Linked DNA regions of Homo sapiens: region 2 is linked to region 1. A link is a loop called in an ENCODE intact Hi-C map of the cell type or tissue named here. Cell type or tissue: OCI-LY7. All regions are shown on one strand. Links, peaks and the distances in the headings refer to the core of each region. The heading gives the core; the rest is flanking DNA. Region 1 overlaps PLEKHG1 (pleckstrin homology and RhoGEF domain containing G1). Region 2 overlaps PLEKHG1 (pleckstrin homology and RhoGEF domain containing G1).

Region 1 (12,065 bases), core at 4,066-12,065:
CACTAGTCCAGGTGATGTTCCAGAGGCTTGTCATATGTTTACTAATTTCATGCTCACAAGAACTTTGAATATATGCAGTTATTTCCACTTCACAGATGAGGAAACTGAGGCAAGCAAAAGATGAGGTAACTTGTCCAAAGACACCCAGCTAATCAATGGCAGTGTTGGGATCAGTGCCCAACAGACTGGCCCCAGATCTGAAGCTCATAGTATGCTTGGTGTTATGAGCTAGGACTGCAAGTGAGAAAAAAAACAAACAGTGGTTGAGAAGAGAAATTCACTTTTTTGCCCCACAGATCTTAGTCACTCCAAGGCTAGTGTAGGTGGCTCTCTGCAATTAGAGACCAAGTTCTCTTATCTTATTGCCCTGAGACATGCCATCTTTGTTATAGGCAGCTACATACCTAGTTAAAATTGAGGATGGTATTGTTGTAGAAGGAAAGAGTAGCTGGCAGACCACTCACTTGGGAAGAGAAAAGGAAGGTACCATTAGAAGATGTGGCAGTTGGGAGGGAGGCAAGGATGCCTTTGGCCAGCATTGCTGAACTGTACTGCTCATGTGCCTTGCAAAGCTGGGGCTCATGTTGGCTATTAAAGTACTTGATCAACTATTGAGGTGTCTTCTCTAGAGAAAAAAAGCCATATTTAAAATGTTCAACTTTTGGTGGGATGCCCCACTTAAGTACAAATAAATACTAGAGCTAGTATTTAATTAACAACTAGGCATTTCCAATGAAGATTTCATTTGGCAAGGGTTGTTTACTGAAAAATTCAGAAGCATTCTCTTCTGGAGAGGAAACGTCTAAAGATGTGAGTCTTCTTGGGTTATCAATCTTTCATGGTGACATCAGGAAACCCTGAAAAGTAATATGCACTACTTGCCTGCTTCAGCTTACTGTCTTGTAAGAACACGTTCATCTCACAAAGAGGTGTACTAATCAGACTCCTGTTTGAAAGACTGAATTTGTTAAAGAAATGATTGAGGTTGCAGTATTCTCAATCTATAAAAATCACTGGTAAATGTTGAAGTTCTAGAATTATGACCTCAATTGAGGGAGATGTGATTTAAATATCAAGAAGATTAAAAAGAAAATCAAGAACTTGGAATATAATGATTTTTACCAACATTAAGAATTTGAAGAAGTGCAATTAATGTAAGTTGTATATTTTCAGATATTTAAATTCTGTGAATTTTCTTGCATTGCATATTCCCAGAGAATTACAGGAAATCCTTTGTAACAGGGTATCCTGAGTTTGGAGGGTTTGTTAAGTTAAAAAAACACTCATTTGGTGGTATGCTTCTGGTGAAGATTATAGAATCCATTATGCTTCACTGAGTTTGAAGAATAACAATCACTTTAATCACACTTGTTTTCATGGTGGCCCAGAGAAGAATTAAGAGACTTCCTTTTTAAAAAGTTTTTGCTAAGACAGCGCTTTTATCCTCCAGTTGAGTCAACGGAATTGTTGTTTCTATTGGAATTTCAAAATCAAACTTGATGCCCTAGTGAAATTTAAAAGTAAATTGATGAGAAGTAATTAACCAGTTAATTACGAGTGTGGCAGAATCCACTTGTACTTTTAAATGTTTTTAATGACCTCAAAAGTCTGGAGGCTTTTAGAAGAAGACTGTTAATGTCATGAACCTTTGGAAGTAGAGACCTCCAAATCTCCTTGTCTCTGTTTCCCATAGAACTCAGTAAGGTTTGGGGCTAATTTGAAGGTGTTTATCTCTTTCCGGCTGCCGAAGAAAGTTGAGAACAGTGATCCTGATGGTGAGCGGTGAATACAGCTGCCAACTGCTCTAAGTCAGCTTGTGAAGCCAGGCAAGAGAGCCTTCACCAGGGCTTAAAATGCAGAGGATTTCCTTCCATTCTTTGAGGACATTTGACAGACAAACCTATTGCAGCTTATTGATGGGTATATCAGCAGCCATTGTTTTGTGTAAGGCCTGGGGTGTGGGAACAGGTCTTAAGGGGAGCAAGAATACATTGAAACACAGGAGCACTGGAAAGCTTATATGGTGTGTGCTGGTTAATGTTTAACAACCTACTGGAATGGAGGTGGGAGACTCAGCATGCGTGTGAGTGTGTATGCACACATGAGCCATTACATATACACACATATACATATAAGTTTATTATAAATTATACTCATAGAATGTGTGATACAATTTGCAAATAGTAATTTATATTGATTCTCATAGAAGCTCTTGTTGATGTTTGCAAACTTTTTATGTTAGTAACTGACCTATTAATAGGTGAATGTAGTTTTGACCTGAATATTGTTTGATATTTTCTTTTACATTAATGAGTAAGACAAAAGTGAAACAATGAAGATGATGTCAGAACTTTACTCATTTGCCAGTGACACGAGTGACTCCTCTGCTGAATTGAATGATTGTTTTTGAATGCTGGATGAATATTTTGGCTTTTTCTGTGTGTGCTATTTATACAACATGGTGGCTACAGACACAGCACATCTTTATGTTTAATCTGTATTATTAACATGTTCTCCAGGCCTGATTCGTAATGTTTGCCAATATCCATGGTGTGGAAATATTCCCACTGTGGCTGATATCAAGCTGCCAGTGTGACATTAAATTCAGAGTGGGGAAGAGATGTGCAGTATTGCACCGTTTGTCTAGTATCTCTACCACATAGATGCAATAGATGTAAATAACCCTAAGAGCATAGATGATAGTAAAATGCAGGGAAATAATTAAGAAGTGATGAGTTTTGGGCATTATACCTTTGTTTTTAATAGGATTTATTTAATTTTAAATGTATATTATTTACTCTTTAATAATGGCTTCAACACCTGGCTTACAAAATTTCTGACATTTAACAGCTGGCTCTTGTGAGTTGGTACAGAAATAAAAGGGAAGAAATGATGGAAAGGGAAAAACAGGCTGGATGCTCAAAATCCCAACACTTTTGGAAGTCAAGATGGGGAGGATAGCTTGAGACCAGGCATTCGAGACTAGCTTGGACAGCATAGCAAGACCCTGTCTCTATAAAGAAAATTTTTTTTAAATTATTTGGGCATGGTGGCAGTATCTGTAGTTCCAGCTACTCCAGAGGCTGAGACTGGAGGATTGCTTGATCCCGGGAAGTCAAGGCTGTGGTTAGCTGTGATTGCACCACGCACTCCAGCCTGGGCAATAGAGTAACATCCTGTCTCTAAAAAAAGAAAAAGAAAAAACAGTTCAGACTTACTTTGGGAACAGATCCTGGACAATTTGACTCAAATGATGGCCCTTTCTCAAAATTCAACGAGAGATCCATTTGAGCTAGAGACGTTTGGGTTTAGGGGAGGGCGTTCAAAGGTCATCTGAGTTTTGCACTCAGTTTCTCCTTCCAGTGGTCTCCTTTGCACTTTAGCACCCCTGCCTGCGTTCGCCTTTCCCACCTCCGCACCTCCCTGCCCTCTGCCCCATAAATGCTGTTGCATTCTTTCATTCTCCCTTCTTCTGCCTTGTAGAGTCTTTTTAAAGCATTCTTCATCCTTGTGTCTTTCTGATGTCCATCATCCAGCTCAGGAAACCAGTGACTCCAAATTCCTGCTGCCTTGGAGGGCAATAGAAACTCATACAACTGGTCATAGATGTTTTTCTGACACAGTTTCATCTGAATTAATTGAGTGTTGACTGCTTTATTCCTGATACCCACTGAGATGCTTCATACCAAGGGAACAGATGATGAAGGGCATAGAAGGCAGTTTGGGAGCAGGGAGCTTTTGCAGACATAAGGCAGCTTTTATGGAGCAGGAGTGAGAGGAAGTACAGGGGTAAAGAAAATAAAATGTGTGCTTCTGGATGCTTTCTTTAGCCAGTCATAAAAGAAAAAAGGTTCTTTTTTCTTTCACCCTTCTACATTATGTTCTTCACAGCTCCAGGGACCAGGGCTTAGGATAGCGCTACTCCACTTCTCATAGGAGCACATGGTAAAAACCAGCTCTCAGTTTTGGCTGAGATGACAGGTCTTTTAGACAACAGCCCATTTACTGCTTGACTGCTTATAGTTTGAGGGCATAAATTGATGTCTTTTTCCTAAAAGGTGTGTTTTGAATTAAGGAGAGTGTTTCCACACGTTTTTGTTATCTCATTAACACCAGCATTTATGATGCTGCATTTTCTGTATATGTATTATCGTTTATTTGGTCACAATCACACAATCATTACACATTTCATATTTTTGTTTTTTGTCTTTGTGTTTATTTTTATTGTGTTTATTTTCTTGTGTATATTTTTTATAACTTTTATTGTGTTTTTAATCTGAAAGGGGATTTTCGTGTGGGTGAATGGAAAGAAAAACAACAATTTCGGTTTGATTGTTAGAAATAATTCTAAGCCTGTATTTCCCAAAGTCCTTCACTGGCCCTGGGCAGGGAGCCCTGAATACTGGGAGGCCTGACAGCGTTTCTCTCCAAGGAAGACACCGCTACTCAGAAGCACCTCAGCTCTGCTGACTCCAGGCTGTGCCCAGGCCAGACCTAGTGGGTCTTGATCAGGGAAGAGATTGCTGCTGCAACCTGGCCTGTCCTTTGTCCCCCCAGACCCCTTCAGTATTTGTGCAAGAGGGGAAGGGCTCTATGTAAACACTGTCACTCCCTCTATGGCCATCGGGCCCTCCACACCCACTTATTCCAACTGGAGGGTAAACAGAGCCAATTGTGTGTTCTGTTTTGCTTGTCTTTTAAATTGCCAGATCTTACTGACTTGACTTACCTATTTTCAAAAATTGGTCTATTTCTGCTGTTAGGAGGACTGTATGTCTATATGTGTGTTCATTCAGCAAATATCTCTATACCCGTTTTGTGCCAGGCATCAATCAGTTGCACCATGCATTTGGGATATAAGGGAGACAGAACGGAGGCTCTGCCCTCGTGGGGTTTGCAATCTCTACAAGAGACATTACAAACAAGGGAACATCAGATATTATGAGAAATGATCAGTGCCATGAAGAATGGGAGAGAGAATGAATTGAGATTGGAGAGAGTCTCTCTTAGGAACACCCAAATAAAACTTGGTTGTTCATAACCTGAAGAAGGAAATAAAACAATGCAATTTATCCTGCCTCTGACAACAAGGGAAAACCTTTGGCCTCTCTTGGATTGAATCTCTAAGTTCCTGACTTTAGTCTCTCTGTGCCTCAGTTTTCTACCTTTAAAATGAATTTAATAATGGTCACAAACTCCTGGAGTTGTTGCAAAGAGTCATTAATACTGGCAATGTGCTTAGAGTGGGGCCTGACAAGTAGAAGTAGTAGGACTTGATATAATTATGTACAGGAATGATGGTTGGTGAGGGTCCAGCATTTGTGCAAGAAGGCCGTGTTCCAGAGTGTCAGACTCTGGGGCTGTTGCTTTGCTAGGAGATAATAAAAGTCACAACCTCTCTGAATATCAGCTTCCCTTTTTGACACATGGGTTCCTATTAGTTTTACCACCTCAGGGGCTTTTGTGGCACAAATCAATTTTTTTTTTTTTTTTTGAGATGGAGTCTCACTCTGTTGCCCAGGCTGGAATACAGTGGCACAATCTCGGCTCACTGCAACCTCCACCTCCTGGGTTCAGGCGGTTCTCCTGCCTCAGCTTCCCGAGTAGCTGGAATTACAGGCCTATGCCACCACACCCAGCTAATTTTTCTATTTTTAGTAGAGTCGGGGTTTCACCATGTTGGCCAGGCTAGTCTTGAACTCCTGACCTCAAGTGATCCTCCAGCCTTAGCCTCCCAAAGTGCTAGGATTACAGGTGTGAGCCACCATGCCTGGCTGGCACAAATCACTTTAAACACTATAAGCCCGCAATTTGAAAACTGGGAAATACTAAATGAGTGTAGATGATGTTATTGAGCAATAACACGGACCATTAGTGACCTATTTGAATATATGGTTATGAGTGCTGTCCAAATGTACATCTGTCATCATTTGTGCTACACATCTTGTTCTGTTTACTTCGATGTCTGTTTTCTGCTAAGGTAACATCTTATGACTTGAACACGTTACAGTTCATTACCTGGTCTTACCGTGTTGCGTCCAGAACTGTTGTGTGAGTTGCAGTTAACCTTGAGCTGTAGGTAAGAGATGCACATTTGAATCCAACTCATATTTGAGGCTCTGATTCCCTTACTTCTCCCTAATACCATTTCCTCCTCCGAGAGCTCTGTCCACACCTGGGGTCAGCTTGGTTGTGCCAGCCAACACTTTGTGTTATATCAGACGGAAGGGAGCAGAGAGCTGAATGAGCCTATCATGCTGTGGGGTCTCAGATGTATATAATTTTGTTAAGTGAATGAATCTCAATAAAAGCCAACATGTTATATGGGCACTCTTCTACATGCTGTGGTGAGGGGTAATTTTGGCCCAAAGGTAAAGAATAATAAATTAGTATGTTATACTACTTTCAGTAACAAAGAGGCAACATTCCCAGCCTTAATTTTTTTTTAAATTTGCAAAAATCAAAATGACTAGAGACACCAGGCTGTGTTTTAGTGTGTGGGCAGCTTGGTGGGTCACCCATCCTGTGCCTGTACCCCATTCCCCATGGGTACTCTTTTGGTGCCAGAGCTTCCCAGGCAGCATAGAGCCACCTCCGGAATTCTCCCCACCCTACCACTGTTCTGAGTTAGGTTACTGGGATGAACCCCAGAGCCCACCCTTCAGTAATAAGACAATACTCAGATGCCATTTCCACCCCTCACCAGCCTCCCCCTCCCAGTGTAGACAGAATTAGTAGGAACCTCTGACGGATCCCCTAATCACCTCCAACAGGTTTTGTTCAAGGACAAGTTACTTCTACAGGATGTGTTCCTCTAGGCATCCTCTGCCCTAGGTTCATTTCGTTGTGTTGATGGTGTTTTGCCACTGCAGGAGATTGGACAATTTTTCTATAAGTTGAAATTTAAAATCAGCAAATGTTTCTCTCAAGATCTCCTGAGTTCGTAATACCATGTAAGACCCTTTTAGAAGATAGAAAAACAAAGAGGGAGTTTTGTAGTGGCATCCCCCCTCTCAGGGAAAAAGACTTGGTCAACTGCATTGTTTGAGCCAGTCTATTAGAGAAGAGGGGAGGCGGCACTTCCTTTTGTGTCCAATAGATATGGGTTCTTAATGAGCATCTTTTTTTTTTTTTTCTCTGTAGGAAATGAGCGCAGAAGCTTGTTGAGGCCACTTCTGCTTCTGTTGTTTGTGTTAAGTATCCTGTATGTCAATGACACATTCTTGAGGTTTCACTTCTCCCTACCCCAGGCCTCACTTGAATATAATTCATCAAATGACACTGAAATCACATCTGATGTTATCATTGCCTTCAACCACACAGGTGCAGCCAGAAAGAGGAAAACAGATGGGAAGTCTTGTTTCATTTCATTTTGCAAGTTAAATAACCTTGGGGAAAAACACTTGACCTGGTTTTGTGAGAGCTTGGCTGTTGGGTTCTTCAGTAGTGTTTTATGAGAAGGTAGCACCTGCGTCCTCCATCAGCACCCTTTTAACGGGCAAGCACATCACGCAAATAACAAATGTCGCATGCCTTTTATGTGTCAGGCGGCCTGTAATGATCAGATGATGAGGCAGGTCAACTGGCATTCTCTGTAGTTTTCCAGTGGGAACTCCAGGTCTCAAACTCACGTATCTATTAAGTAGTAGAAGCAGAACTAGAAATTAGTTCTCTTCCCTTCTAATCCAGTGTTCAGCCCTTGCGCGTACTGCAAACGGACAGCAGAGTTGGCCTCAGGCCCCCCACGTGTGCACTGTACAATTGTGGTGCTCTTTTTCAGCCTATTCACGAGGTTTGTGTTTGGATCGCATGGCCTTGCCACTGCCTCTGTCTTCACCCAGCCAGACCCACACGTTTGTCATGTGCCTCTCTGAGCATCCGAGGCTGCAGCGACCTGTTTACCGTGCTGCCCTGTGGTATTGGGCTTTTGGAGGTCACTGTGCATGTGTATGTATGATGAAGTTTTATATCAACCTAAAAACACCTACTCAAGGAGGAAAACAGAATCTTCAATGTGTCTTAAATCTCCAGTTAAGCTGTGCACAGTGGTTACAGAATGTCACAGCAGTTGAGCTGGATGCAGTAATAACGCCTTATCAGATTAATGTATTAGATTATAGGTTTCTTAAGCTTCTGGAACCATAGCGATGGCTAATTGAAAAGGATCATCTATGTTAGGCACAATCCTCATGTAAGATCCTGCAGTGACTACATGGTGCTGTAGAATTTATTACACATTTCTCATTCTGAGCCTCATCCCTGAATAAGACCCTAACCTCCTGTTCCAGGTCTTTCTCCCAATACTGACCTATTCAAAGCCCTGTGCTCCAGGCAGTCTGGAGGTGCCTGGGCCTTGGGGGTGCTGCTGCCTTCGCTCAGGGGCCCTCACACCCTGCCTATCTCTGCTTCTTGTCTCCAGGATCCTCCCCTCCCCAACAAGGGACTCCCATTGCAGGCAACCTTGCCTCTCCCTCCCACATCCTCAACACTCGAGCCCCATGAGTAAAGGACTCTTACTCTTCATGAGTAAAGGAGGTCTTCCGTCCTATGGAGCACCTAGCAATGTGACTGCTATAGGACAGCCTCTTAAGAAATTCAGCCAGGACGATTTTACTTTGCAAAGTACAGTAGGGTGATGATTATCATCGTGATGGCTCCTGGAGGCATAGCCATCAGTTCTTCATCCTTACTTCCAACAGAAACCTGTGGATTTCTGTTTGGATTAAGGAATGAGAGGGACATTTGCTGAAAACTTTCTATGCACCAACACTTTCATAGAATTTTTTTTTTCTCAGTTGTCACCACAGTCGGCCTCACTTCAACAACAGCAGGCAGTGTTGGCTGGTGTCTCTGATGAGGAAAGTGAAGCCTAGAAATAAGGAATTCACTTCAAAGGCACCTTGTACGAATTTCATACTTGAAATCCAGTTTGGCTGAAATAAAAGCCTGTGATTTTTTTCATAACAACTAAGTATAATGGATAAAATTTGGTTAATTAAAGATTTTTTTAGGCCAGGCGTGGTGGCTCACTTCTGTAATCCCAACACTTTGGGAGGCCAAGGCAGGCAGATCACTTGAGGTCAGAAGTTTGAGATCAGCCTGGCCAACATGGCAAAACCCCGTCTCTATTAAAAATATGAAAATTAGCCAGACTAAAATTGCCTGAACCCAGGAGGCGGAGGTTGCAGTGAGCCAAGATCGTGCCACTGCACTCCAGCCTGAGCTACAGAGTGAGACTCCATCTCAAAAAAAAAAAATGGATTTTTTAAAAACTATAAAATAAGTTTAGAAGAGTATATTTATTTGCTAGGTCTACCATAACAAAGTACCATTGCCTGGGTGGCTTCAATGACAGAAATATATTTTCTCACAGTTCTGGAGGCTGGAATTCCAAGATGAAGGTGTTAGCAGGGTTGTTTCTTCGCAGGGTTGTTTCTTCTGAGGCCTCCTTTGCTTGCAGATACTGTCTTCTCCCTGTGTCGTTACATGGTGGTCCCTCTGTGTGTGTCTGTGTCCTGATCTCCTCTTAGTATGGGAACACCAGTCATAATGGATTAGGGCTCATCCTAAGGACCTCATTTTACCTTAATCATCTCTCTCTTTTTTTTTAAGTGACAGAGTTGCACTCTTGTCACCCAGGCTGGAGTGCAGTGGTGCAATCTTGGCTCACTGCAACCTCTGCCTCCTGGGTTCAAGTGATTCTCCTGCCTCAGCCTCCTGAGTAGCTGGGATTACAGGCATGCACCACCATGCCTGGCTAATTTTTTGTATTTTTAGTAAAGATGGGGTTTCACCATGTTGGCCAGGCTGGTCTCGAACTCCTGACCTCAAGTGATCTGCCCACCTCGGCCCTGCAAAGTGCTGGGATTACAGGCATGAGCCATCATGCCCAGTCTTCAATCATCTCTTTAAAGACCCTAGTTCCAAATAAAGTTACATTCTCATTTACCAGGGGCTAGGACTTCAACATATGAATTTGGGGGAGGCACACTTCAGCCCATGACAGACACAACTGGATATTAGATGATGTTATGGAATTCTTGGTACTTTTTTCAGGTATCATAATGGCTTGTGGTTCTGTAGGAAGATGTCATGGGGGGATGCATGATGAAATATGTTGGGATGAGGAGTGATAGAGAATTGCACATTAATTTCAAAGGTTCCATACCAGCAGAAGTGTTTGTGGGGGTGATGAAAAAACTGCAAAGGCACCACGATGGCAAGTAAGTTATGCAACATAGGCCATTGTGGGGCGGGGGGCGGGGGGTCTGTTGTACAAAATGCATAAGATCTCCTGAGGGCCAGCAAGAAAGACAAAAAGGGTCTGTAAGAAGGCTCATATTTTGTTTCCGTTAAGGAATAGAGAGAGATACTAAGGCACTGTAGATTTGCCTAAAGAAAGGGTGTTATCTTCAGAGGCCTTCAGGCGAAGGCTCAGAGTTCCATGGCCAGCTGAGCTTCAGTGTGGTCTCTCCTGAAGGAGAACTCGCCATGCTGACCTTGGACGTTCCATTGACGCCTCGGGATCAGGAGTCTGTCTCGATCTGTGTGTCTGCCTGCGAAGGGGCGTTGGGGACACCAGAACATGTGCTCTGTCTCTGTTTACTGCCGGGCTCTCCGGAGTGAAGGGTAAATCTCCGGCCTGCTGCACCATGTTGGTTAATTCACATTTTCTGATGCTTTAAGGGCTTCAGATGTACCCTGCTGGCAAGCATTTTTTGTTTCTAAGGTTCATTCATGACACCACCCAAGATAAGTAAAGCTCTTTGGGGAGGTGCGTGTAAATTCCATTTCAGAAGGGCTCAAAGGCACACAAGCAATTCAAGCCCATCGTTTGAGATTCATGAAGGACAATATCCTACCAAGAGTTAAGAGTAGTTCCATTCCATTTGCATACCACACTGTGTGTGTGTATGTGTATGTGTGTGTGCGTGTGTGTGTGTTTTGTATTTTTACCCCCATTGTAGGTCTAGGTTACATGAAACTATAACCTGAAGTTAAATATCTTTGTGCTCAACCATTAGTAAACTCAGGAAAGCTTGTGAAAGAATAGTAGCAACTAAACCATTCTTTATAGTGCATGGGACATGCTGGGAAAAAGGGGCGAGGGAAGGCCACCACTGGGACTCTGGGGTGTGGCGTGATCTCTTGTAATAGATCAAGGGAAGAAGAATTTGCTCGTGAACCCTGTTTCAAGAGATGTGATACAACAAGTTAAATCAGCAAGTCCATATCAGACATGTTTGTTTATACTGTGTCAAATTCTGGACAAAATATTTATTTGAAAGATAAAAAATATTTAGGTCTTAAAAGGCACTTTTTGTGGCAGTCAGAGATGTCAAGTTTTTAATCATTTCTCTTCCTAAGCTGTATTTAAAATCTGCAAAATCTATTCTTAAAATATACTTATGAGTGACTCAAAAGCATCACTTTACTCCTTAATTTTGCTAACACTGCAATATTCTCTGTTCTGATTGAAAATTTTTCTTCAAAAATAAGGTTATCAGGGTTTCTTCCACTCAGAAGGGTGGACATTTCCACAGATTATTGTAGTGCAGATCCCAAGGGTGAAGAGAAACAAAACTTGAGCTTACAAATAGCAGTGGCCTTTAAAAAAAAATCAACACCAACATCATTTTTGAGAATAAAACTTAAACATCTGGTTTTCTTCTGGGAAACTGCACTTCTTTTTTTTAACCGTAATCTTAAAAAAAAGTATTTACTAGTCCGCAAGCAGGAAGTTAAGAGAATGACTGCATACCTGAAAAATCCAACGTTGACACATAGATTTTGTTTTTTAGGATCACAAGTATAATAAAACTGGATATAAATGTATCCTGCCTGGCAGAATTGCATATAAATATCTGTGTCAACATATGTTTGCCACAATTAGGAAAGGTTTCCATCACCCTCTTGCCTTGAGCACTAGTGGAAGAGTTTATTGCCATCTGTGATCATTAGAAACTGAAATCCAAGATTACATAGATAATAATAAACAACTGCTGCCTTGTCTTCCAAACGTGCTGCTGAGTAATATGCAGGGCGTTTTATGGGATGCAGACTTC
Region 2 (16,131 bases), core at 4,566-12,565, 140 kb after region 1:
AACACCTGCCACAATCACCTAGCCATAGTGATAGGGATTCTTTTTTTCTTCTTCTTCTTCAACATTTAAGTTCCGGGGTACATGTGCGGGATGTGCAGTTTTATTACGTAGGTAAACATGTCCCATGGTGGTTTGCTGTGCAGATCAACCCATCACCCAGGTATTAAGCCCAATATTCATTAGCTATTCTTCCTGATGCTCTCCCTTCCCTCACCCCCTCCCAACAGGCCCCAGTGTGTGTTGTTCCCCTCCCTGTGTCCATGTGTTGTTCAGCTCCCACTTACAAGTGAGAACATTTGCTGTTTGGTTTTCTGTCCCTGAGTTAGGTTGCTGAGGATAACAGCTTCCGGCTCCATCCATGATTTCATTCCTTTTTATGGCTGTATAGTGTTCCATGGTGTATACGTACCACATTTTCTTTATCCAGTCTATCATTGATGGGCATTTGGGTTGATTCTATGTCTTTGCTATTGTGAATAGCGCTGCATTGAACATACGCACACATGTATCTTTATAATAGAATGATTTATATTCCTTTGGGTATATAGCCAGTAATGGGATTGCTGGGTCAAATGCTATTTCTGCCTCTAGATCTTTGAGGAATCACTACAATGGTTAAACTAATTTATCCCACCAACAGTGGAAAAGTGTTCCTTTTTCTCTGCAACCTTGCTAGCATCTGTTTCTTGACTTTTTTTTTTTTTTTTTGAGACAGAGTTTTACTCTTGTTGCCCAGGTTGGAGTGCAATGGCACGATCTTGGCTCACTGCAACCTCTGCCTCCAGGTTCAAGTGATTCTCCTGCCTCAGCCTCCCGAGTAGCTGGAATTACAGGCACACACCACCACGCCTGGCTAATCTTGTATTTTTAGTAGAGATGGGGTTTCACCATGTTGGTCAGGCTGGTCTCAAACTCCTGACCTCAGGTGATCTGCCTGCCTTGGCCTCCCAAAGTGCTGGGATTACAGGCGTGAGCCACCACACCTGGCCATTTCTTGACTTTTTAACAATCGTCATTCTGACTAAGCATGAGATGGTATCTTATTGTGGTTTTGATTTGCATTTCTCTAATGATCAGTGGTGTTGAGCTTTTTTTCATATGTTGTCTGTGATACGGATGCTCTTCTACACAGCTCCTGAACCTCTTTGTATGTTTCCATTTCAATACGTGAGCATTTTCCTTTGAAGGCTCTCTTCAGAGCTTCCATCTTTCTCTTCATTTCTGATTTGTCTTCATTTCAGAATGATTCCTAATTCTCTAGAGCTAAAACACCCTGCTTTCCAGGCTCCCCATCATGTCATGATTTCATATTACTTGAAAGTAGCATGGTGCTCAGAGAGCTGATCGAATGCGTCTGCCCTGACTCCCTGTGACTGGTTTGGGGAAGGAGTGTGTTTCTGTGGGACGAGGTATATAGAGACTTGTCCATAAAGAGGGATCAAGTGGCCCACCGTGTGGTGGCTGGCAAGAAATGGGATGTCTTAAAGGAGTGTAAAGGCATGCATTAGTGAGAAGGAAGGACGAGAACTCATGAGCCAGTCTTGAACGTGGCAGATGGTTGAAAGCTGGTGTGCTTGGCTGAAGGAAAACATGCCATGGGATGTATACATATGAAAACATGAAGGCAGTGGGTACCGCATGTGAATGGGACTGATCCTAATTCAGATATAGCCTGTGATGATCTTGGCAGGTGGGAGGTGCCTAGTCAATCAGGGTGGCTGTTTTTGGTTGGCTCCTACCTGACACCTGATAAAAATTACCTTTAACTCTCAAAATTAATCATCAGCAAACCCCTCCTCCTGTTTAAATATACTGTGTTAAGGTATAAAACCTTTGAAGTGACCCTGTAGGGTTTCAGTGCCCAGGCTATTGTCAGCAGATCCTGGTTTGAGCATGGCTTGAGGCATTTACTCTCTGTGTGACCTCAGGGGAGTGATGGAGCCTTTCTCAGCTTCCGGGAAAATGGGATGAGTGGGACCCGTCTCCTAGGGTTGCGGTGAAGATGAAATGAGAGAATGCATATAAAGCAGACAGCTCAGTGCTTAGCAATAAACTTTAAAATAACAACAATGATGATTGCCGGGTGTGGTAGCTTATGCCTATAAGCCCAGCACTTTGGGAGGCTGAGGTGGGAGGATCACTTGAGGTCAGGAGTCTCCTGGGCAACATAGTGAGACCCTATCTTTACAAAAAAATAGAAAAGTTAGCCCAGTGTGGTGGTGTGAGCCTATAACCCCAGCTACTGGGAAGGCTGAGGCGGGAGATTGCTTAAGGCAGGATTTCCAGGTTGCAGTGAGCTGTGATCAAGCCACTGCATTCTCACCTGGATGACAGAGCCAGTCTCTAAACAAAAATAAAGAAAAAAGAGAAACCAATAATGATGATAAATAGCAGTGAGGAGTTAAAATTCAGATTATGTAATAATGTACATTTATTTTACTGATTTTTTTCCCCATATTAAAAACCCTTTGGGCTTTACTTAATTTTCCTTAATCACCATGTTTCAAATTACACCAGTAGTCCTCTGATTATAATGAAGATGAATCAGTTTCTTATTTTCAGATGCGTCAAGTGTTGCCAAGACATTGCATTCCTCCACCACCTCACCAGCCATTCCCATTTTCCACTTTAAGGATTATAGCCACATTTAATTGTGTCTGTCTGCTTCCTTACCTGGCCTGGGACCTGGAGAGTAAAAAGGTAGTTTAAAAAAGAAATAAAAAGCGTGTAAAGTTAACCTGATGACAAGGAAGACAAAGTTGTAGGAAAGGAAGTCAACTGGAGGGATCATTCTCAAAGGAGTGGTTAATAAACTTGCTTCAAATTTCTATCTAGTGAATGCCCACAGCAGCCTCATACTGAGCTTTACTCCAGGGGATTCTGGTAAACACGGTGGTGGCCCGTTTTGAAGACTTTAAAATACATAGTCTTCGAAGACTTTGTATTTACATGCATTCAACAGCACATAGATTATTTCAGAAATGCTTTGCTTTTTTTTTTTTTTTTTTGGTAGCTAGAAATAATGATAGGATTTACACTATAGAAAAAACAGTAATGGGAGGTTGCAAATAGGTCTGGAAAGATATTTCAGTATGCAACAGGACTTCATCATGGCCAACTGTCTACCTCTGTCAGTTTTAGAAGCACTTTGGCATATGAGAACGTTGTCAATGTAATTTGGAAACTGCAATTTCGAAAATAAATATTTAACAAGGCAACAAAATTAAGTTTTTCTGCTACGTTATTATTGTAAAAAGGCCTCTTATAAGGACTTTTCTAATTGTTATACCGAAAGGTAATATAAGGAACTGATTTTAGTGTTATGTTTATACCAAACTGCTTTTCCATTATTATAACTTTTTTAGGTTTCAGTACATTTATACACATCCACATGAAGTCAATAAATGACATCACTGTGAAGTAAATGAAAACAATTGATTTCTTTCTTTTTTTCTTTTTTTTTTTTTTTTTTTTTTTTGAGACAAAGTCTCACTCTATTGCCCAGGCTGGAGTGCAGTGGCACAATCATGGCTCACTGCAACCTCCACCTCCTGGGTTCAAGCGATTCTCCTGCCTCGGCCTCCCAAGTAGCTGGGACTACAGGGATGCGCCACCATGCCCAGCAAATTTTTGTATGTTTAGTAGAGACGAGGTTTCACCGTGTCAGCCAGGATGGTCTCGATTACTTGACCTTGTGATCCACCCAGGCTGGAGTGCAGTGGTGCGATCTCGGCTCACTACAACCTCCACCTCCCAGGTTCAAGCGATTGTCCTGCCTCAGCCTCTCGAGTAGCTGATATTACAGGCCTGTGCCACCACACCCAGCTAATTTTTGTATTTTTGTAGAGACGGGGTTTCAGGCTGGTCTCGAACTCCTGACCTCAGGTGATCCACCTGTCTCGGCCTCCCAAAGTGCTGGGATGCAGGGGTGAGCCACCACACCTGGCCTAAGACAATTGATTTCGGTAATGATTGTCAGAAGTGTAGGAAAAGATGGGCGTCCTGTTGCTTTAAGAACTTTAACATATTAATACTAATTCTATTTCTTAATTTCTTGTTCATAGATGTGTTTTTGCTTAAAGTCTTTAAGGGAAAACCAAACAAATATTCCTAATTGTCTTCAAGCAAAGATGTATTTCTCTTTCTACTCATCATTTCTATTTTTAACAGAATTCCTGTTCCAAGTTTCTTTTTCTGGGAAGAGCTGCCACCTCCTGCCCCTTCCTAGGCCCAGCTGGCCCATCTCCTCACTATGAGAAAGCTCACAGCTCTCCCCCTTTCAGGAGGAGGTAGCAAAACAATAGAGGGGACTGAACAGGCGCATGTATCATCTGTCACAGCTTAACAAGAAGGCCATTCCTGACATTTTTTACCAATGGTTTATGTACTGCAAGTATTATAGTTGGTAAATGAGGCTGAAACCACCCGATATTTTATTCTTTTACTCAGGCATCTCAGAGCCGTTAACAGAGTTCCACACATCACATTACCAGTAAGATCAGCCTCTGTCATATCTTTCTTCCCCCTTTGTCTTCCCCTTTCTTTCTCTCTTTTTCTTTTTTTTTTTTGAGTCTCACTCTGTTGCCCAGGCTGGAGTGCAGTGGCGCAATCTCAGCTCACTTCAACCTCTGCCTCCCGGGTTCAAGCGATTCTCCTGCCTCAGCTTCCCAAGTAGCTGGGATTACAGGTGCCCGCCACCAAGCCCGGCTAATTTTTTTTTTTTTTGTATTTTTAGTAGAGACGGGGTTTCGCCATGTTGGCCAGGCTGGTTTCGAGCTGCTGACCTCTGATAACCTGCCTGCCTCGGCCTCAGAAAGTACTGGGATTACAGGCATGAGCCACTGTGCCCGGCCCAACCCTCTCTTTTTCTTTCTTCCCTTTCTTCTCCTTCCTTCCCCCTGCCCAAAGCTATTGCCAGAAAGATTGTGTCCCATTCCTTCTACATTGGATTTTCAGTACATTTCTCTGTGGTGTGGGGTCTAGACTGTATGGACCCAGGGAAAACTCTATCTCCATAGTAAGAGCTTTTGTATCCAGCCTAATGCAGTGGCCGGAGACCACCATTCCCCAGATCCTGTTTCTTTGGCTGTAACTTCCTCCTCCCTAGGTGTTCACAGAGAAAGAAGAGAAAAGAGATTCACTTAAGATTGGACTTCTGATACTTTTATCTATAGGCTACAGCAGGACATTTTATTATACCCTGTTCAGTGGCTTATTTGGAAGAAAGATAAAGGGCTTCTTTCATTTGCAGTGTGTTCTTCTGTACTCTCACAGTACTTTGTAAATAATTCTTGTAGCACTTAAATGGTCAAACTCTGAACTTCTTTTACATGTTCTCCCTCATTCTCCTTTGAGCACCAACAGGAGGGATAAAGCTTCTTTTTTTTTTTTTTTTTTTTGAGACGGAGTTTTGTTCTTGTTGCCCAGGCTGGAGTGCAATGGCACAATCTCAACTCACTGCAACCTCCGCATCCCAGGTTCAAGCAATTCCCCTGCCTCAGCCTCCCAAGTAGCTGGGATTACAGCTGCCCACCACCACACTTGGCTAATATTTTTGTATTTTTAGTAGAGATGGAGTTTCACCATGCTGGGCCAGGCTGTTCTGGAACTCCTGACTTCAGGTGATCCACCTGCCTCAGCCTCCCAAAGTGTGGGGATTACAGGTGTGAGCCACCGTGCCCGGGCCTTAACCAATATCTTATCAGTCACAATGTTCTGTAAGGGCACTCTTTGTGCAAAGGACAATGGCTGGAAAATCAAACCCATGTTTTTTCTTAGAGCTTGGGCCCTAGCAAGAACAAAATGAGCCAGCCTGAGCACATGGAAATCTACGATCTGGATTAACTAGGCCAAAAGTAGGCCTGTCTCCTGTCACCACAAACCCCCAGAGATGCCTTTCAACCTTTCATCTTGGCTTGAAGAAGTCCAGTCCAGGGGGTACCAAACCTCAGAACAGCCCTGCCCAGGCCTCTGCAGATGGGGCCTGCTAGAGCTGGCCCTGGCTTGGTTTTACCTCACCAGCCACCTAGGAAGGAAAATCAGAGGAGAGAAGCCAATGGGTCCTTCTCTGCAGAGGGAGCAGCCCAGCTGTCTCCATGCTACAGCCAAAAGGAAGAGGAGACAGATGGGTCCCCATGTACTCATTGACTTTAACTCACTCATGCCACAGTGGATGAGAAAGCATCCTTCCTGGGAGCTGGTGAAACAGCAGCTTCCTCCTTAAGGTGGGAAGTGACGAAGAGAGAGGAGCCCCAGACTTCCTTCCACTGAAAGCCCACATGGCTGATCAGTCACTTCAACCATGCTGTCACCCTGGACTCCATGCTTTCTATTATTCTCCACATCCCATTAAATACCTCTCCTCTCCACCTGACTCAGGGTTAGGAGTTGGTCTGCACATACCTGTCTGCTGCATGCATCACCTAACCAGCCTCCCCAGCAGCTTTATAGCTTCTCTCCTATTTTCTTTTTCTTTTTCTTTTTTTTTTTAAGACAGAGTTTAGCTCTTGTTGCCCAGGCTGGAGTGCAGTGGTGCAATCTCAGCTCATTGCAACCTTTGCCTCCCGGGTTCAAGCGATTCTCCTGCCTCAGCCTCCCGAGTAGCTGAGATTAACAGGTGCCTGCCACCATGCCCCGCTAAATTTTGTATTTTTAGTAGAGATGGGGTTTCACCACGTTGCCCAGGCTGGTCTTGAACTCCTGACCCTAGATGATCCACCTGTGTTTGCCTCCCAAAGTATTGGGATTACAGGCATGAGCCACTGCACCCGGCCCTGTTTTCTTTATTGATGATGGAACCATCTTTAATCTCACCACACGCTTCAGTGGTTACCACCAGCTATGTAGCGTGGAAGATTCTGCATGACCTGTCCCGGCCCCCATTTAGCCTCATCTAGCAGTGCAGCCCCACCCTCAAGGGTCTGTGTGTTTAGGCGCACGCCCTGCTCTGTCCAGCTGGTCTCAACCCTGACATCTGGCTGGCCTGAAATCTAGCCCTTTTCAACTCCTTTTAGTGTCCTTTTTGTTACCCTGTGCCTTTGTTTACCCATTTCTGGCCTCCTAGATGTTGTCTTCTTCCTCCTTTCGCTGTGTTGAAACTCCATCCTTCAAGATTCAGCTCCACCCTCACCTTCCCTGTGAAGCCTCTCCCCTCCCTGGAACGGACCACTTCCGCCTTTCCTGCCCTCTCTTGTGAACTGAATCTCTATCAGTCTTGCTGCCAAAACACTATTCTATTTATTTGTTTACACTTGGCTCTTCAACTATACCGGGAGCTTGCTGGGGGAAGGGATCATGTTTTATGCATTTTTTTTTAATTCTTATCCTGTAAAACAGCACTTGGCACACATTATTACATCCTCAAAATAAAAAGATGGGAGGAAGGCTTGTATAAATGAATGTTAATGTGCTTTTAAACTGTAAATTACTATACACATGTAAGTTATTCTAGTTTCAGAGGCATCCCAACGTAATACATGAAATTTGAAAGGCAAATTTTTGGGTAAACAGACTACTTTCTAGAAAGGGTAGAGGGATTGGAGAAATGAAAAAAGATTATTTCTCAGGGCCAGGTGCAGTGGCTTACATCTGTAATCCCAGCATTTTGGGAGGCCAAGGCAAGTGGATCACCTGAGGTCAGGAGTTTGAGACCAGCCTAGCCAACATGGTGAAACCCCGTCTCTGCTAAAAATACAAAAATTACCCAGGCATGATGGCACGTGCCTGCAATCTCAGCTACTCGAGGGGGCTGAGTCAGGAGAATCGCTTGAACTTGGGAGGTGGAGGTCGTAGTGAGCCGAGATTGTGCCACTGCACTCCAGCTTGGGTGACAGAGTGAGACTCTGTCTCAAAGAAAAAAAAAAATTTAATGTGATATCAGAAGAAGAAGGGAAGTGCAGGAGCTATTAACTAACCTATTTCCGGGCATCTCATAGAAATAAGGTAAGCTCTGAAGGGCGCTGAATTTGCCTTCAGTCTCAGTTCTTCTTTCTATAGCATGTCCCTGCTGGATGGTTATGTAGATCAGAGCTTCTCAAACTATCCATGGTGAGGGGCAAGTGTGTGTGTTTTCTTTCCATCTATCACACACCGATTCTTTTGTAAAATACAATTTAAAAAAGAATACTAGAAAAGTTAGAAGAAGAATAAGATGTACAAAGTACAAGCACAAATTTATTATTAGATTGATATTAAATCATTCTGTAAACTAGTTTCTGCATGCTTACTTGATGTCTGTACTTATCTCCTTGTAGATCAGCAGCAAACAGTTTGCAAATTGGCTCCTGCCCACTTCCCATACTTTGAATAGGACCAAGTCAGATCTACTTGGATATCTACTTGGATATTTTCAATAACACATATTACAAGGAATGAAAAAGTTAATTAGAGGAGGCTGCTCGTGTGCAAATCTTATAATGGTAGAGATCTTAAGGACATAAACTGATTAGAAAGTAAATAGGAGAAATTTTAAATCACAGAACATCATTCAAATGGTGAAAAGCCCTTTTTTGTGTGTACTCTCTGCTCCTTCCCTCACCAAACTAGGGTAAATTCTTTGATCCTCTTGGAGAATAATTGTTTTCAGTGCAAAAGTTTTAAATTGATCCTTCATAGTTGTTAACAGCAGGGTAACCATAGGTGCTGACATCAAGCCAATAAAATTAATAAGCAGCATGACAGGCTCTAATAAATTTCGTTGGTGTCCTTACACTGTCATTTCGGGCGCAGAATGAACTGTTATTATCACTGAGCTTCAAACCACTCATTTGGCTACAGATGATTACAGCTGTGAATGCAGGGCATGCTGCCTTAGTTTTCAGGAGCTAGTCTAGGGTTAAAGTATTAGATTTAAAAGATGTACTTATGATCAGTGGGGGGGAACAAGTTATGACCATACAACTTTGATCTGTTTTCTAGAGTGGTCTACAAAAATGTGGACTCCTCACGATCTGTTTTCTCAATAATTTCTGAAAACAAGCAACTTTTAAAATTTAGTTTCTCTGCCATGGACTCTGAGGTTTTTGAAACTCTTTGAGCTGGCGATGGGCCATCAGTTGTTGGATGCTGGCCATGGTTCTTTGTCTGTAACCCCAGATGAAATTCTTTAAGCCCCTTAACTCAACCTTTCTCTCACATGAAGAATTTAGTATCAGGTTTCTGCAAATGAGCAAGCTTCGCTCTTGAAGTGAGAGAAAGGATTGTTCATTCTCTCTTTAAGCCCCACTGCAGAGCCTCTGAATTCAGCCAGGTGAATGTGGCTTGCACCCTCCACCCCTGCCCCGCCCCTCATCCTGCCATGCTGTGTGTGGCTCATGCCCATCCACATCCTTCTGTTTTACCTTCTTAATTTTGTGTACAATATGCCCTCCAAAATGTCCAGCAAAGTCTTAAGCTGCTATTAAATACAGACATTCACTGCACATTGAGTATTAGTCCATCCTTTTGGACCATGTGTAATTTAACAGAAATATCAATGAATATATTTCTTTATTTTGAGGGAGTGTAGGTTTTATGTGTTGTTCAAAATGTACCATTCTTTCAATTCTGGCCTCCATTTGTTTTTCTTTTTTGGGCCTTTTTTGGGCCTGTCTGTCCTATGCAGGTACTCAAGCTCTTATGATTGTTCCATTTATAACAGTAAGGAGAATAGGCCAAGCTATTTGGGGATTTTAATGCCAACTACTTTTAAATCTTTTGAATCTAGTTTCTTACCGAGGTGACTACTTTCTTAAGAAGAAAAGTTGTTACCACAAAGCTTGTTTTGAAAAAAGGTTTATGTACATTGGTTTATGCATGACAATGATTTTAGTATGAAAGCACTAGAACGAAACCTAATTTGATGCAAACTGTGAAATGTGCCACTTGAGAAAGTTAATGATGAAAGCCTTGCCTATTTTGCATTGGAGGAACCTAAAGAACATGAGAGAATGAAGGTGGATTAATAAAAGGCGTAAGAAACAATTATCTAATGGATCTTACATTTCAGCTTCTCCTTTCTCTAGCTGCATCTAAACACGACAGTGTTTGCTGTTGGACATTGGAATGCGGCTGCGGTGCTGGGATTTTCATGGTCTGCTTGGCTTTTCACAGGGTTACTTCCTCTAAATGCTGCAGATCGCCATGTTACGTTTGGGAGGGAGCCACACTTCATTGTTCAGCCTAGGGCAAGGACTGTATTTACTTTTTATTTTACGTTATTTCAGCTGTTTTCACTTTTTTCTGTATTGTTTTCCTGCCTCCTACAGAATCCTTTTTCAAGTCTTGCTAGGGAAAGGGGAACACTCAGTTATGAACTCTTTAGCACACAAGGGGCAGAAAGCAGCTTTCCTCTTTCTCAACAGTTCAAATAACTTCTAAGCTATGTCAGTTTAACCCACTATGGGTCTCAATCCACAGCAGATCTGTTTGGGAGCTGTTTCTATGTTAAAACATACAAAATCAATTGAGAGTTTTCTGTGGCTAATTAACACAGCATAGTAAGTTATATGCTTATTTTTTTCACTTAAAAAAATAAGTTGGTATTTGAAAAAGAATTTGGTTCTATAGTTTTAACAACAGATAGTTTTGTGACTTAAGGTTATGTTTAAAACAAATTCTGTCAGTTCAGAATTTTTATTTCTGGTTTTTCACTATATGAATTTTAGAGTATGTTTTAATCATACAAATCAGTCAAAGAAAAAGCAGACGATGTGGTTATACCAAAACTGACGTTATTGGCACTATGGTCATTGTAGCCCCATCTGGGGAAGCTCTAATATATTTAGGGAGTAGACAGAATGTATACCACACTCTTTCTCTTTCCTAAAACTCTTCGTTCTATAAATAGGTGAGTATTAGGGCCAGTAATAAGAGAGCAACTGTGTACTCTCAGAGTTAATGAGCACACTAGTAAAATAATTACTTGAAACAGATATGAAAGATGCACTGGGCATAATTAAAGATGACTTGGAAAGGACAGGAGTGTTTAAGGCATCCTTCTCATTGATCTCACAGGATTACCTTGACTGCATCAGGGACCAAACAAAACTTCCCCTGGGGACCGAAGAAAGATCAGCCCTTTTTGGAAACATACAGGATATCTACCACTTCAATAGGTAAGTTAATATTCAAAAGATTGTTCTCACATACGAGCATTATGAAAATTTCTCAAATGAATGCAGCCTAAGAAACTTTACCTGTAACCCCTGACTCAGCTTCATATATTTTTGTGGGCTGTTGTGCCAAGAAGCTTTCTGCTTGGAAGTATCCTTATTTCCTTATGAGTCTCACATGTATTCCATATTCTCTCTCTCTCCATCCTCCTGGCTCAGAGAAGAAACCTATTTGCCCTGGTGGGGCAATGACATCTTTTCTTCCACAATATGACATGAACATGACATCCAAGAATATGTACTTGCTTAGTCTCCAGGATCCCCAGCTACACTGAATTTTCTATAACTTTTCTTCTACCTGGGGAGTGGGCTGGACACAGTAAACACACAATACATACTTCAAGTCATAACATATTAATTCAATTGAATTGATAATTTTAAATAATCAGTTTAATTAAAAATGTAAGTATGTAGCAGACACTGGGCTAGAAAATTAAAATAGTAAACAAGACAGAGAGTGAATGAATAAGTTATTATATTAATACTTCTTGAAAGTAAAGTTAGGGCCAGACATGGTGGCTCACACCTGTAATCCCAGCACTTTGGTAGGCCGAGGTGGACAGATCACTTGAGGTTAGGAGTTCGAGACCAGCCTGGCCAATATGGTGAAACCCCATCTCTACTAAAAATACAAAAATTAGCCAGGTATGGTGGTGCACACCTGTAACCCCAGCTACCCAGGAGGCTGAGACAGGAGAATTGCTCGAACCCAGGAGGTGGAAGTTGAGTGAGCCAAGACTGCACCACTGCAATCTGTCCAGCCAGGGTGACAGAGCAAGACTCCATCTCAAAAAAAAAAAAAAAAAAAGAAAGAAAAAAGAAAAAGAAAAACATAAGTTCGTAGACTGGTTAACAGCACAGAAGCTGCTGTTCAACATACATGAGTTTGCATCCCAGCAAAGCCCCCTGTATGTGTTGAGTGAATCTTTAAATGGAATGAAACTAACTAACCCCTGTATGTCAAGTCTTTACTCAAATCCTTCTTCTCGCTGAGGCTCCCTGAGTATCCACACATACCTTACCTCCTCCACTTTTCCTTTTTCTCATGGCACTCGTCAATTTTTAACATACTATATGATCGACTTTTATATTATGCCTGTTGTTCCTTTCCTCTCCACCCTGACTCACAAAACATTTGCTCCACAAGGACAGGAGTCTGTTTTGTTATTGTCTATATGTCTAAAATGGTGTCAGGCCCATAGGAGGCATCCAAACTTGTATTGAAGGAAAGAATGGAAATAATAGGAAAATCTCCCTCATATGGTTACAGTGAAGCTCCCGTGAACTGATAAACCTAAAGTGCCGGCACAGAGGAAGTACCAAAATATAAGCCTACGATGCTCTTGATTTTGCGATAGTGAAATCCCATTATAAAATTCTGCAATGCCCTGTCATTTTGTGACTCAGCTATAAATGCAAACTCAGTCCTACCCATCTTGGCTTACTAAAATTGGTAAATGTGAGCTCCTTGAGGGCAGGATTCACATATCCTTTGCCATCCTTGAATCCCAACACCTAGCACAAGCCTGACCTCTGGGAGAAATGTTCCTTGACTTGAAATAGCTTATCCTTTAATTCTGAAAGCCTAGGATGTAGGAAGTGTCAGTGTTACAACAGAACTTTTTTCATTTGACTCAGACTTTGAAAAACAGTTTGTGTATTTTGCATCAGTATTTCTCAACCTGGGCTACCCACTGGAATCACCTGGGAAGCTGGATCCTACCTTCAGAAATTCTGACTCGTTGGTCGAGGTGGGGCCAGAACATCAGAATTTTTCAAAGGTCTTCAGGTGTTTGGAATGTGCAGCCATGGTTGAGATACACAGTCTAGATAAAATGAAAGAAAAAGAAAATAGAGAAAGGGCATAGAAACTGAATTAGAGAATCCAGAGTCTACATGTTCATTAGTAATGTGCTGGTGTGAAAGCCAGCCCTCATTGTGCAATCGCTGATGATAAAATCCTGTGAGCCCCTGCACAGTTTCTCCTTCCAGAGTCCACTAATGGTCCTGTAACCCAGAAAGAGGCAAGAGGGCTAGATCCTGGGAGGCCCCTGGCCTAGGTCTTCTGTGGTTTGGCTGTGAGTTGATGGTAGGGCATATTTATAGAGTGCTTGCTCCATGCCAGAGGCCGTAGAGCTTTAGATACATTTTCATTTCATATGCATTATCTCAGCCTCTCTGACTCCAAACCCCAGGCATTCAGCCACGTGCCCTCCTGCCAGAGTGGAGCCCTGCTTCTCTGGTTCATGAAGTTGTGGCTTACTCCAGGAGGGGCTCTTAATCGCTAGAGTTTAAATCTTTACGTGTCTCCTAATTTAAAGAAAAATAAGAATGAGGGTGGGCATGGTAGCTTACACCTGTAATCCCAGCACTTTGGGAGGCCGAAGTGGGTGGATCACTTGAGGTCAGGAGTTCAAGACCAGCCTGGCCAGCATGGCAAGACCCTATCTCTACTAAAAAATACAAATAAAATTAGCTGGGTGTTGTGGCACATGCCTGTAATCCCAGCTACTTGGGAGGCTGAGGCAGGAGAATCACTTGAACCCGGGAGGTGGAGGTTGCAGTGAGCCGAGATCGCGCCACTGCACTCCAGCCTGGGCAACAGAGTGAGACTCCATCTTGAATGAATGAATGAATGAATGAATGAACGAACGAACGAGTTGGCAAGAAGAGATCTTTGCAGTGGACCCCCGTCTGCAGAAGTTAGATGACTGAGATTTACATTCCTGAATCACATCTCTGTTCTTTTCTTTTTTCTTTTTTCTTTTGAGGCAGAGTTTCACTGTGTCGCCCAGGCTGGAGTGCAGTGGCGCAGTCTCGGCTCATTGCAACCTCCGCCTCCCGGGTTCAACAAATCAATAGGTGTATCGATTTCAAAGATACACCTATCTGGCAAATCTGTGGTTGGGGCTTGAAATAATAACTTTCAGCTCCTATTAGTTCAGGTCCAAGTTTTTCAAAATAATGTATTGTGGCCAACTAGGCAAGACTTAAATCTAAAATTAAAGAGGGCATAAAGAAATGGTATTATGCTGGCCTGAAAAATTCAACTGACTAGGTTTCTTTTTTCAGTAAAGATTTCCAAAATACAGAAAACCACAGAAAGACATTCTGTCAAAGAGTCAGGCGTGGCTCATGGGAGTTTGTCATATTACTCCTTTCTTTGTGTCTTATTTGCTTTAACATTTGTTTGAAGCATAAAGATATTATAAACAATATTGAATCCAGTTATATACCCTTCCCCAGTCACATTCTGCTCTGTGGAGAATGGCACCCTGATGTGTTGGTAAACCAGTTCTCCAGCATGGGGAAAGGGGAGGGAGGATCTGGAATTTATAATGTTTTTTGATTTCTGTGGTATAAACACTCCCATCACAGCAGATTTCAAGTTACTAACACAACATCACTGAACATGGAATTAAGAAGAGATGTGCAGAATTGGCTCAGGGAAGCCAGTGTAACCTGGCTTAGTACACAACTGTGCTGGAACTGCCATCCAAAACTTGTTGTTTCTTTCCCAAGCATGGTTTTGTTGCCATTACTATATATACAAGTATTTATTTAAAATGTGTAACATGCTGTGGGAGGCCCAGGTGGGAGGACTGCTTGAGCCAAGGAGTTTGAGACCAGCCTGGGCAACGTGGCGAAATCCCATCTCTACAAAAAATCAAAAAATTAGCAGGACATGATGGCACATGCCTGTGGTCCTACTGCACAAGAGACTGAGACAGGAGGATCGCTTGAGCCCAGGAGTTTGAGACTGCAGTGAGCTATGATGGCACCACTGCTCTCCAGCCTGGGCAACAGAGTGAGACCCTGTCTCAAAAAATAAGTCATATGCTTTCACCTATTTCAAACATGGCATACATGGTGTCAGCTTACAGGTTATTTTCACTCAACATTGTTTTTGGGATTTATAGCTCTAGTTCATTTAACTGCTGTGTATATTATCCATTGGTGATGATCTATCTCTGTATTTTGCCAATTGCGTTAAGATTGAGCATCTTTTCTTATTGGCCATTTTGATTTCCTCTGCAGTTTTCTGGCTCATATCCATTGCCCATTCTATTAGGATATTTCTTTTTCTTATTGTTGTATAGGAGTTCTTGATGAATTCTGGCCAGTGATCTTTGCAGATTATGTGAGATGTAAATATCTCCTACCGTGAGACATGCCTTTTAACTTTAATTATGGTTTATTTGAAAATAAATTGTATAACGTGTAAGTTTGACTAAGTATACTTTTTATAGTGCGTAGGTTTTGTGTTGTGTTTTTTTAAAAAGTCCTTTCAATCTCAGGTCATAAATATACTCTATTTTTTTCTAAAAGTCTTAAAATTTTGTCTTTCACATTTGTCCTTAATGTGCCTAACATTGATGGAGGCATGGTGTATAGTAAGGAGATCTAAACTCTTATTTTCATATGGCTAGCCACTGATTTGAAAAGTACTTCTCTCGGCTGGGTGCAGTGGCTCACGTCTGTAATCCCCGCACATTGGGAGGCCAAGGCAGGTGGATCACCTGAGGTTAGGAGCTTGAGACCCGCCTGGCTAATACAGTGAAACCCTGTCTCTATCAAAAGTACAAAAATTAGCCAGGCGTGGTGGCGAGTGCCTGTAATCCCAGCTACTCAGGAGGCTGAGGCAGGAGAATTGCTTGAGCCCGGGAGGCAGAGGCTGCAGTGAGCCAAAATGTTGCCACTGCACTTCAGCCTCGGCGACAAAGCGAGACTCCGTCTCAAAAAATAAAAATAAAAATAACAAGACTTACACGGATGTGTGGGTCTGTGTTCTCTTTCACTGGCCCACCCATTCTTGTCCCATACCACACTCCTCTGATGATCAAGCCCACATACATTGCTCTTCTTCAACACTGGCTTAGATTTTCTTGACTCTGCCCTGTCAAGGAATTTTTTTTTTAATTTGTCATTTCTTTGAACTACTCTATTGGGATTTTTATTGAAATTGCATTAAATTTTATAG

What was found. Peaks named below come from ENCODE experiments on the same cell type or tissue, not always from the same donor. Only the 100,000 strongest peaks of a DNase experiment are listed, where the experiment ranks them.
Region 2: a loop joins it to region 1, with 4 times the contacts of the local background. A loop is called at or near these places in 1 of 110 quality-filtered maps.

The regions. Positions count from the first base shown.
Region 1 is chr6:150,615,899-150,627,963 of GRCh38, forward strand. The region is part of intron 1 of PLEKHG1 (pleckstrin homology and RhoGEF domain containing G1); the gene reads left to right. Among named protein-coding and RNA genes, the nearest start is that of PLEKHG1, 22 kb to the left of the region's middle. RefSeq lists an enhancer at 6,780-7,809. In OCI-LY7, for the core only: no CTCF peak of the experiment used is centred there; DNase peaks (open chromatin) are centred at 7,313 and 8,503; H3K4me3 peaks cover 2,813 bases; H3K27ac peaks cover 4,407 bases.
Region 2 is chr6:150,757,646-150,773,776 of GRCh38, forward strand. PLEKHG1 (pleckstrin homology and RhoGEF domain containing G1) reads left to right here. Exons shown (of 17, transcript NM_001029884.3): 4 at 10,993-11,093. Among named protein-coding and RNA genes, the nearest start is that of MTHFD1L, 100 kb to the right of the region's middle. In OCI-LY7, for the core only: no CTCF peak of the experiment used is centred there; DNase peaks (open chromatin) are centred at 7,526 and 7,936; H3K4me3 peaks cover 1,519 bases; H3K27ac peaks cover 1,538 bases.